Linked DNA regions of Homo sapiens: region 1 is linked to region 2. Evidence: read pairs that join two places in POLR2A ChIA-PET (ENCODE). Cell type or tissue: GM12878. All regions are shown on one strand. Links, peaks and the distances in the headings refer to the core of each region. The heading gives the core; the rest is flanking DNA. Region 1 overlaps RIMS1 (regulating synaptic membrane exocytosis 1). Region 2 has its middle 190 kb from the start of CD109.

What was found. ChIA-PET counts read pairs that join two places held together with the same protein. Peaks named below come from ENCODE experiments on the same cell type or tissue, not always from the same donor. Only the 100,000 strongest peaks of a DNase experiment are listed, where the experiment ranks them.
Region 1: POLR2A ChIA-PET joins it to region 2 with 5 read pairs; 1 of 35 experiments calls an interaction of 5 or more read pairs at or near these places.

What each region holds. Positions count from the first base shown.
Region 1 is chr6:71,979,718-71,985,110 of GRCh38, reverse strand. All of the region lies in intron 2 of RIMS1 (regulating synaptic membrane exocytosis 1), which reads right to left. Among named protein-coding and RNA genes, the nearest start is that of RIMS1, 96 kb to the right of the region's middle. In GM12878, for the core only: no CTCF peak of the experiment used is centred there; a DNase peak (open chromatin) is centred at 2,520; H3K27ac peaks cover 588 bases.
Region 2 is chr6:73,883,532-73,888,924 of GRCh38, reverse strand. No RefSeq gene overlaps it. Among named protein-coding and RNA genes, the nearest start is that of CD109, 190 kb to the right of the region's middle. In GM12878, for the core only: no CTCF peak of the experiment used is centred there; DNase peaks (open chromatin) are centred at 1,899 and 2,084.

The sequences.
Region 1 (5,393 bases), core at 172-5,171, 1.9 Mb after region 2:
TGCCCAGTCATAATTCAGTTTTAATAATAGCCCTATTTAAACTAGATTGCAAACTTTTTGAATATCTAACAGTTGACTCTCCCAAGCTAGTATGGGCTGTCTCATGTACATTGCTGTGTGCTGGTGAACTACAATCTGTATTGGTGGAGTACAAAGTGCTTGTGTGAAGGAGGAAGAGTGTAGGAGTGCTAAGGAATAGGGAAGGGGAGGATGTTGGACTTTCCTTTTATACCACCCTCATCAGCTTATAGATAGATGGATAGGCAATAATGATGATAGATACAAACATAATAGATAGATAGATAGATAGATAGATAGATAGATAGATAGATAGATATGTACATACATACATACATACATACATACACAGATGGATACATAGATATGAAGGTTTACAATCTCAACTTACAGGACTCAACTTACAATGTTCTGCTTGTTTCTATGCAATGAAATAAAAAGAGCACCTGGAAACAGACGTCTGAGTAATAGCTCCATCAAGTACTGGCAACCAGTTTGAGCATTAATTTTCTCAAAGCACAAAGTATAATATAATAATGCCTTCTTCTCTGGGAAAAAAATTAACTAAGGTTTAACGTGTTGAGGGCTTGTAAATTATAAATTGCCAGATAAAAAATTTTAGTAACACTGTGGTTTCTACATTTTTTTCATAAGATTGTGCATTTGCTGCTTCTGTAAAAGGTAGAGACACAGCCCTATTTGTCACAGTGTAGCTCCAGCAGTACAGTTTTTTTTTTTCTTTTCCTTCAAAGATCATCCTCTTAACATTAGCTTTGAGTCCCTCTAGGCATGTCCACAACCTTTACTTCCCATTTCCCTTTCTGTGCCTCCTTCTATTTCATCTAAGAATTATTTAGCATTTCAGAATAGAGAGATGTTTTTTAAGCCTTTTTGCATTCTTCTCAGGCTGATAGAAACATATTAGAGAAATCCAATGTTCAATTAAAAATACAGTTTCCTTGTCTCTAATACATTCTGGTTATAGCTATTGAAATAACCAACTATACTTACAATTGATTATACATAAATCAATCAATAAGTAAAAATTAACATATTTCATAAGTTACAGAATGTTACTGAAAGCATGTGGAAACCTATGATAAACACATAATAGCAATTAGCAAAGATAAGATAAATGCCATGAAATCCAGACATTGGAATTTAGGCTTCACATAATAGGCAACAGCAAACCAAAATACGTTTTTTAATCAGACAGTAATATGATAAAAATGGAATTTAAGAAAGAACATCTTTTAAATATACAAGATGGTTTGCTATGTAAGTAGCTTCTTCATATTTGTACTTAAAATTTATCCACGATTTATTTCCCCCAAGTTTTGTGTAGTTAGTAGACATAAAATCTGTGCAGAAAAAACATAAATCAGTCCCTGTGCTCCACATCTGAGCATTCAGGACAGTCTGGAAAGAAAACACAAAGAAGATGGCAAGTAGTCATTTCTCTTGTTGTGTATTCTGCAACATCCCTCTTCTGGTAACCACATCTGATGACTTATTTACTTTTAACTGAGAATTTACTTAGGCTGGCTGTACAATCTCAAATTTTCTCAAAAGAAAAAAGTCATAGTCCCTATGCCAATGTTGAAAGAAAAGAAAAAAAAATCAAGTTTATGTCAATAATAAAAAAAACCCTTTTTTTCTGATTATACAATACTGACTGGGCCTTTCCCTGTATAACTTAATCTCTAAACTTAATATTTAAATGAGAAATAGAAAGAGAGACCAAGTGTGAGAGTGAGAGCATAAGCACGCTCTTGGTGGTTTCATTCTGGTATGCAATCCCACTTAAGAACCTATTGACCCTTTTTTACAACAATTAGGAAAATAATAGAGAACTAAAATAGAGCTCATAAACTTACAGCAGATCCAAGAAACACACAAATAGAACATAATGTGTGCTCTAGGAAGGCAGGTATAACCAAAGCTCAGGGAAGAAAAAATTTTGGTGAAGGGGGTGGTCAAGTACGTTTTGGAGGAAATTGTTTTGGAGCAGAGACTTGAGTCACAGGCAGGATTATCATTGGTGGAAAAAGAGGAGTGGGTGAGATATTAAAACAAGCAGTGGCAAAAGCTCGGGGTAGAAATAGAAGGGAAGGACATCTTCAATGAGTAGGGAATATTGTGGTTTTGTAAAACATTTAGACCAGAGAAGTTAGTGTTGAAGAGAAGACAATCAGGCACTGTGCAGGCAGGACTTAATTTATACATGGACTATTGGACCTAAAGGCCTTCAGAGAGGGCAGGTGCTCTGAGCAAAGCTGGGTGGGATGAATTAGACTAGTAAAGGAATAGAAGACAAAAGGCCAAGGGGTATCCAACCCCATGCAAAAAGGAGAGCCTGAAATATGAGGATGGGAGTGAGAACTGACAGAAGGAACAGATGTGAGACGATTCAGAGATTCAGAATTAGACCTGACAGGACATAGTGACTGATTACACTTAGGGAGCACACAAGGAAGTGGGGAGCTGAAGATGACTCAGGGGTTTCCCATCTGTGTGACTGTGAGAATGGAAATGTCATAAATAGATGAGAGAAGGTGAAGAAGGATGCATGAGTGTGACTGTGCTTGGGTTTGTTGGGGTGTGATGTGGAAGGAAATACTGAGTTCAGTTCCATTTAAACTTGGAACAAACAACATAATATTTGAGCACTCTTATGTGTAAAGTAGCATGCACTGTAGAAGGCAAGAACTTTAAATTTTGTGTTAATACCTACAGTCACACACACCCTGAAATAGAACTCAAAGTCACACGTTTTCCAAGCCTGAACATTTCTCATAAATGTGGCCCAAGATTATCAGCTGAGGTATCATACTAACAAGGTCTCATAGTAAAATAAGACTGCAAAGAACCAGTCCAAGTATTTTAACACTTTTAATGCTTCAAAGGATAATAGATGGTGGAAATGGCTCCCTGGAATTGCATGGAAATGCAGAGTTAGAAAAATCAAAGTGATAAAATGAAAGATGCCTTTATTCTCCTCCCTGATCCTCCATATCCTCTACTCCATAATGTTTAGCGGCTTGGTTTGCCATTATCAATAAGGGAGATAATATAATCCATCTTGAAATCATTTGTCAATTGGCATTCAGTATTCAAATCAAATCAAATCATAGTTCAAACCAAAAAAAAAAGCAATTTATATCAAGTTCCAATGGCATAGCTTAGTAGTATGCATTATAGTACACCAATGACTTCCCTGCAATACAGTCTCTTTCTTCAAGAGGTGAACACTGCAGGTGGGGAGACAAGGCAAAAGAAATGAAAAAGTGAATGATTTAAAAAAAAATAAACTAAGGCAACCAGAGAAAACATATCCCAAGATAGCATACGACTTACTGCCAAATGACTAGTGCTCTTTAAAAGTATTGCCGGATTAGAGATTAAACCCCCTTTCTGCAAGCAAAATAAAGAAGAGCCTTCATGGTTTATAAATAAGGAAACTTAGATGAAAACATTACCAATGGCAATTTTGTACATTCTCTGTCAACTTTCATCTTTTCTATGAATTTTTTCTAATGTGGGGTGAATACCACAAAGAGTGTGACCTACTCACTGATTATATATTATGTCTACCATATTAGAATGAATTATTTGAATTAAGAATCCTATGGTATTCTTGTCTTCTAACCCCACTAGATCCTAGCCCAAGATTGAGCAAGAAGAATGCTGCCAATGAATCCTGACCTGAATAGTTAAAATGAATAACCAGAAGTTAGTGGGTAAATGAATGTGATTATTAGTGGGTAAATGAACATGAGCAAATGATTTTCTTTTATGTGCCTCAGTTTCCTCATATGTAAAATGGAGACAGTAACAATACTTTATAAAGTTTCATGAGGGTTAAATGCACATAAAGTGCCTAAAACACAACAGCATATAATTGCAGTTATTGTTACCAGAGTTGATAGAAAATCAGCAAAAAGCTAAAATTAGACACTCTTCTGCTTTAATCTTATGCAGAACTTAGACTGGTGAGCAGTTTTGAAAATTTAGATGTGTGCTCTTTTTCTTTTTGATGTTCCCATATGGAATGATTCTCTCCACTGTGCCACAGAATCTTCTTTTCTGTGGATTTCTCTCAGGAATCAGAAAAGAAATGCATACTTTAGGAATGTAATTCCCTAGAAGTACTTGCCTTTTCTATCCTTATTTTTTATTAACTCTCCTTTGGTAATTCCCAGTCCCAAAATCTCAGAAAATTTTTGTCTTATCTCTTACTTGTCCCTTTCATAACTACATCCACTTGTCATTAAGGCGTACCAGTTTCTTCTTTCAAATGTCTCTCTCATCCATTTTTTCTGGAGTCATTGCCATTATTCTTACTATTATTAGCCATGTCTCATCTATTTTAATCATCTACTAATTGGTCCCTTTTTCTCCAGGAATGCCGTACGCTCATCCATCATGCATATTCCTGAAAAATTCATTATCCTGAAACTTTCCTTTCAACTAGATAGCTCCATGTTCAGATACTTTGGTGTCTCCCTTCAGAGTAAAATCCATTTATCAAAGCTGGACTTCAAGGACATTCATAAACTGGCCTCAACTGCCTTTCACAGGTTTGTATTCCTCCAACTCATTGGCCAAATATGCTTTTCAAATCAGACTATATATTCAATGTCCCCCTTGCCTGATGGCTTCATTCTGACTCCTGAACTTTTACCCACATTAATAATGTTTAAGATTTGTTATACATATAATACATGAGTGCATTCATTTATTCACCATTATCATTTTCCACTAAATACACATTAATTCACTGCATGCTTTGCCCAAGGTCCTAGGCATTATCTTTTTCTTTTATTTAATATCTTCCTTCTCACACTAGTGCAGTAGCCAGTGGGTACCGATCTCAGTTGCCACCAGTAGAGTCCACACCACCATTATATTTTGCCTCCTTTGGCTATAAGCTTCCTGTTTTTTCACAACAACCAACTATTTTCTTGGCACGGGCAGACTGTTCTCATCCTGGACAAATGACTCTGTAGAAGAGCAGAGGAAATAGCAGTGATTCACAGAGTAACCAGGCTGAGCCCTGAGGCACAGCAACTTTCTAATAATAATATTGCCAATATTTATTTATCCTTGCAATATCTGTACATGAGTTTTGAAAGAGAGGTCCAATTCAGTGATATTCACATTAATTTTGACTTATAAAATTATCACCCATCCCATCTAATCTTCATTTTTACTGAGCATATTAGTGGTACATATCAGTGATTCTAAATCAAGAGAATATGCCAAAATCACTTAGGAAAATTTTCCAAATACACGTTTCCTGGCTACCCTACTCATGCATAGTAAGGAGCATTTGATACATAATGGGGTAGTATGTCATGGAATATAAACTTCTA
Region 2 (5,393 bases), core at 196-5,195:
AATTTAAAAATTTAAACAAAAAGAAACATGGGATGGCAATCATAATTTCTGAAAAATAAAAATGCAAGGCAAAAACAATCATAAGAGATAAAGAAGAATGTTACCAAAAACAGGAACAATTGAAAAATGTATCAGTCAACGACAGAGTGTATAATAAGTATAAATAGATAAATCAACAATTTTAGATATAGATTTTCATATACCTTCTTAGAGACTAATATATCAGCCAGAAAAAAAAATATGCAGTAATATCAATAACCTGAAGAATTTAGACAATAAGCTCCAACTATTAGACAATAGAGAACTTTTCACCTAACAGAGAATATTGGATCTTTATAAGCATACCATATAACACTTAAAAAGTTAAATCTTGTATTTGTCTATAAGGGAAGGTTCCATGCATTCCACAGTATCAATGGTTTATATACTGCATTCTCCTAGCACCAATGCATTAAAATTAGTTACTACTAACAAACAAACAGAGAGCTTTAAAAAAAAATCTCACCTGTTTGGAAATATATGTTACCAAATTGTCCGTGTGTTAAAGAGGAAAAGAAGCAATATACAGAACTGACGAGTAATACAAACTTTGCTTTTCAGCCTTTGTTGGACATACCTAAAGCAGTACTCAAAGAAATTTTAACTTTACATTTGTCAAGATACAAGAAAGTTTAAAAATAAATTGATGAGTCATTCAACTCAAGATGTTACGGAAAGGGCTACGGAATAAACTTAAATAAGAAGGAAGGAAGTAATAAAGGCAGTGAGAAAAATAAATAAAATAGAGACCAAATATTAAATAATGAGAAAAGTAATAAAACCAAAAACTGATTCTAGAACAGACTAATAATATTGACCAATAAAATGCAGAATGAAAAAATGGAAACTAACCATAGAAATTTTTGGAGAATTTAAAAAAAAATAATAAATATTTTATAAATAATTATATGTGAATAATTTTGAAATCTAGATGAAAATGTTAAATTGCTAGAAAATTTTTAAATGCAAAAATTGATGCAAGAAAAAATAGAAAACTTAGATAAACCAATTAGGACTAAAGAATCTGAAAAGGTAAAGATCTCACTTCCCCCATAAAAGAAAAAGAAAAAGAAAAAACAAGACCAAATAGTTTTTTGTGTGACTGAATCATTAAATTCTATATTACTACTAGTCATTCACAAAAACAGTAAAAGAATGTAAGCCTGTTCAATCAGGCCATTTTTTTCCCCAAAACTATATAAGAACAGGGCAAGAAAAGAAAATATAAGCACATGTCACATATAAACGTAGCTAAAGCCAACAGAAGTAACTGAAACAACATAGGGGGCAGGGAAGCCAGCATTCCAGAAATGTTAAAGGCCTCACAAAAGTTTTATTTAATGATATGCTTTATTCACTTAAGGAGAACATCAGCAAATTAATGAAAATATCAATAGCTATTCGTATGTGTAGGCAAATCATACAACTATATTGCTTTGATTTGAAATGACCCTGTATAAGAAATAACCTCCCCATCACATGGAAAATTCTAGATAAATACAATAACTAACTTAAGGCATTTTGTTACATAAAAGAATAATATAACACTAACGTATGTGAGTGAAAAGGTTGATTTATTACATTCATTCCACTTACCCCAATTTTATTATAGTTTAGTGGGGTAGGGTCCAAAGAAATGAAATACAGGACAATTCAGAAGTGTCAACTTTGTTCCCCAAAAGACTGGGTTATACAGTGAGGTTAGCAGGCCTTCCTGGATCCCTGGAGGGACAGCCCTTCTGACTCTGCTGTAGACTGACCCTGCTCATATTCCAGAAGTAGGAAGCCACTAAACATATTCATCACCTTCTACTAAGATGGCTTCTGAGGGCCAGAAACCACTTAAATGCCAGGATTGACTTTTATTTTTCACCCTAGTCTGAGTAAATCTAGTTTTTAAGGAGGAGAGAGGGCACTTTTCTGAGAAGTTATTTGCATAACAAAAGGAGCATTATAATTGCCTTCTCTGTAGCAGAAAAAAAGTGAAGCATGTATTTAGACTAAATATCAGACCACATCCTGTGTCACATGGCATGGTAGGAGAGTAATGACTGATTGCTGGCACAAAAAGATAACTCTTTGGAAAAGAGCCTTATCCCTTTGTCCTTTTTCAGGAGTCATTACTTAAAAGTTTAATGAGGCTAATTCAAAAAAGAAGAATCTATCCTTCCAGGAAGACAAAAATAAATTCCTCATCCCCTTTCACCTACCCTCCATACACACACAGATATACACACACACACACACACACACACAGAGAGAGAGAGAGAGAGAGAGAGAGAGAGAGAGAGAGAGAGAGAGAGAGAGAGAGAGAGACCAGAGGAGCTGGGCCCCTGGGCAGAGGCCCCAAGACACACAGGAAAGTCCAGAAGACACCAAGGTTTGGGGCAGCCAATCCAGCCACATCTCAAGATTTTCTAGTTCATTCTCCTGCCTTTCAGCTGGGGGGCAAGACAGGAGGAATATTTAGTTGAATGATGTATCCAACCAGGGGCACTGTTCCCAGGATGAATCAACTTTACCCCTCAACTGGGTAGAAAAATATTTTTTCCTAAATCTTTTAGGGAGTTTGTGTTCCCATGCAAAAAGAGGATGAAGCAAGAATTAGGAAATCCTAGTAATAATCAAAGACTGTCTTAAAAATCATATAATTTCATTCTGATTTCCTCATATTCATTTTTTCAAAGATCAATACAATGTTTACATAAATCTTAAATTCTGTAGGATTGTGCGGCAGAAAGAAGTCCAAATCAAAACATTTTATAAATAAGGAAGCTGTAGGACAGCTTATAAAAAGAGATAGAGCCAGGACTTGAACCCAGATGTTCTGACCACTAGTCCAGAATTTTTTCCACTCTATATTACTTTTCTGATAATTAAGCATATACACATTTTGGAAGATTTTTTTTTTTGAGACACAAGTCACTCTGTCGCCCAGGCTGGAGTGCAGTGGCGTGATCTCGGCTCACCACAACCTCCGCCTCCCGGGTTCAAGCGATTCTCCTGCCTCAGCCTCCCGAGTAGCTGGGACTACAGGCGCCCGCTACCACGCCCAGCTAATTTATTTTTTATTTTTTATTTTTTTTTAGTAGAGACGGGGTTTCACAGTGTTAGCCAGGATGATGTCCATCTCCTGACCTCGTGATCCGCCAGCCTCAGCCTCCCAAAATGCTGGGATTAGAGGCGTGAGCCACCGTGCCGGCCAAAGATAAATTTTTAAAGGAAATCTCATTAAATCCTTCATGTTTTAATTCACAACCAAGAAATTTTGCTGAGCTATCAGAACATATTTGTGTCTCCCTATAAAACCATCAACGGTATTTATAGCTTTACTTAAATAAGCACAGCAGAAACAAATGGTAATTAACTAATCCAGATTTCCTGCCTGGGATTTGCTCTATACATGCTTTTTTTTTTTTTTTTTTTCATTTATTTGGAAAAAATTACCTTAACACTCATTAACAGAAAAATAAAAAAGACAAAAGTTAACTTCCTTTTTTCCTTTTTTTAAGGCAGAGTCTCATCCTGTCACCCAGGCTAGAGAGAGTGGCACAATCTCAGCTCACTGCAGCCTCAATTTACCCAGCTCAAGCGATCTGCTCACCTCAGCCCCCAAAACAGCTGGCACTACAGGCACGCACCACCACGCCCGGCTAATTTCTGTATTTTTTGTAGAGACAGTGTTTCGGCATGTTGCCCAGGCTGGTCTCCAACTCCTGGGCTCAAGCGACCCACCTTGGCCTCCCAAAGTGCTGGGATTACAGGCTTGAGCCACCACACCCAGCTGAAAGTTCATTTTCTTAAATGGTTAATGTAATAAGGTAAAGAGAAAGTAGGAAGGATCTAGTATCTAATGAAAGTGAGTTATACCTGCTCAGAGACCCTCCATCATTCAGCATGTTGCTGTCACAATTCACTACGATGGCACTCCTTTTTCAGCTTCTCCATTCGTTAAGCATTGCCATTATTTTATGTATTTATTTGTAGTGGATTTTAAAAGGGAAACGGGGAGGATTCCAAATTACCTGCATCTATAAGTGAACCGTTGGCCTTCTACTAGCTTCTACTTTAAATGCTTTTGTTAGCACACATACCAAACCTAGTGCCAAGATAACAATCAGATAAAATTAAAAGCAATAGCCTGCAGCTGGAAAGGAAAACAGCAGTAATTTATTCTTTGAGTTGGGGCATGAGTTCTGATTAAAACTAATGATTAAAAAAGAACACTTCAAGTTTGGCTACAAATTTCTCAGTATGCTTGGATTAGCCAATTTATGTCATCAACTAGGGTCTAAATTAAAGGAAAATTCCTGTATTGACTAGACGGCTATCTGTTCAACAATGAAATGTTGGAAATTGTTTCCTCCCTCATATTTTCTCTAAGCTCTTCCCACAAGACTGAACCATAATCAGTTAATTCATTGACATGCTTCACAATGGCTTAAAAGGATGTCCTATTTTCTTTTTTTTTAATTTTTTTATTATTATACTTTAAGTTTTAGGGTACATGTGCACAACGTGCAGGCTTGTCACACATGTATACACGTGCCATGTTGGTGTGCTGCACACATCAACTCGTCATTTAGCATTAGGTACATCTCCCAGCGCCATCCCTCCCCGCTCCCCCTACCCCACAACAGTCCCCAGTGTGTGATGTTCCCCTTCCTGTGTCCTATTTTCTTCTAAAGAAATGTTTTAACATGTTAGTTTATATGCACATATTAAGATTCTCTGTTTTTTCTTAATTCTTCTTACAAAAAGCTCACATAATTACAGTGTCCTCTGGAGAACATCAGTACACCAACGTTGTCATCTGACAGTTGAGATAAAACTAAGATAAGAGAGCCTTACACCTGATCCATTGTTTGGTCCCCAATGTTATAGTGGCTTGCTTTTCTATCCTAACTACTAACCACCATCTTCTGTGGCCATGTAGTGGTAACATAATAGGTACTATAATAATAGTAGTTCAAGTTGCATTTCCCCTACAAAAAAATGTGCTTAAGTAGTTCCAACACTGATCCAAATGGTGCAACATTTTTTTTTTTTTTTGAGGTGGAGTCTTGCTCTGTCACCCAGGCTGGAGTGCAGTGGCACAATCTCAACTCACTGCGACCTCCACCTCCCGGGTTCAAGCGATTCTCCTGCCTCAGCCTCCCTAGTAATTGGGACTACAGGCACATGCCACCACACTCAGCTAATTTTTGTAATTTTAGTAGAGACAGGGTTTCACCATGTTGGCCAGGCTGGTCTCGAACTCCTGACCTCAGGTGATCCACTCGCCTCAGCCTCCCAATAAGTGGTGAAATTTAAAGAAACATTTGATAATAAAATTTCAAGTCAACAAAATAATT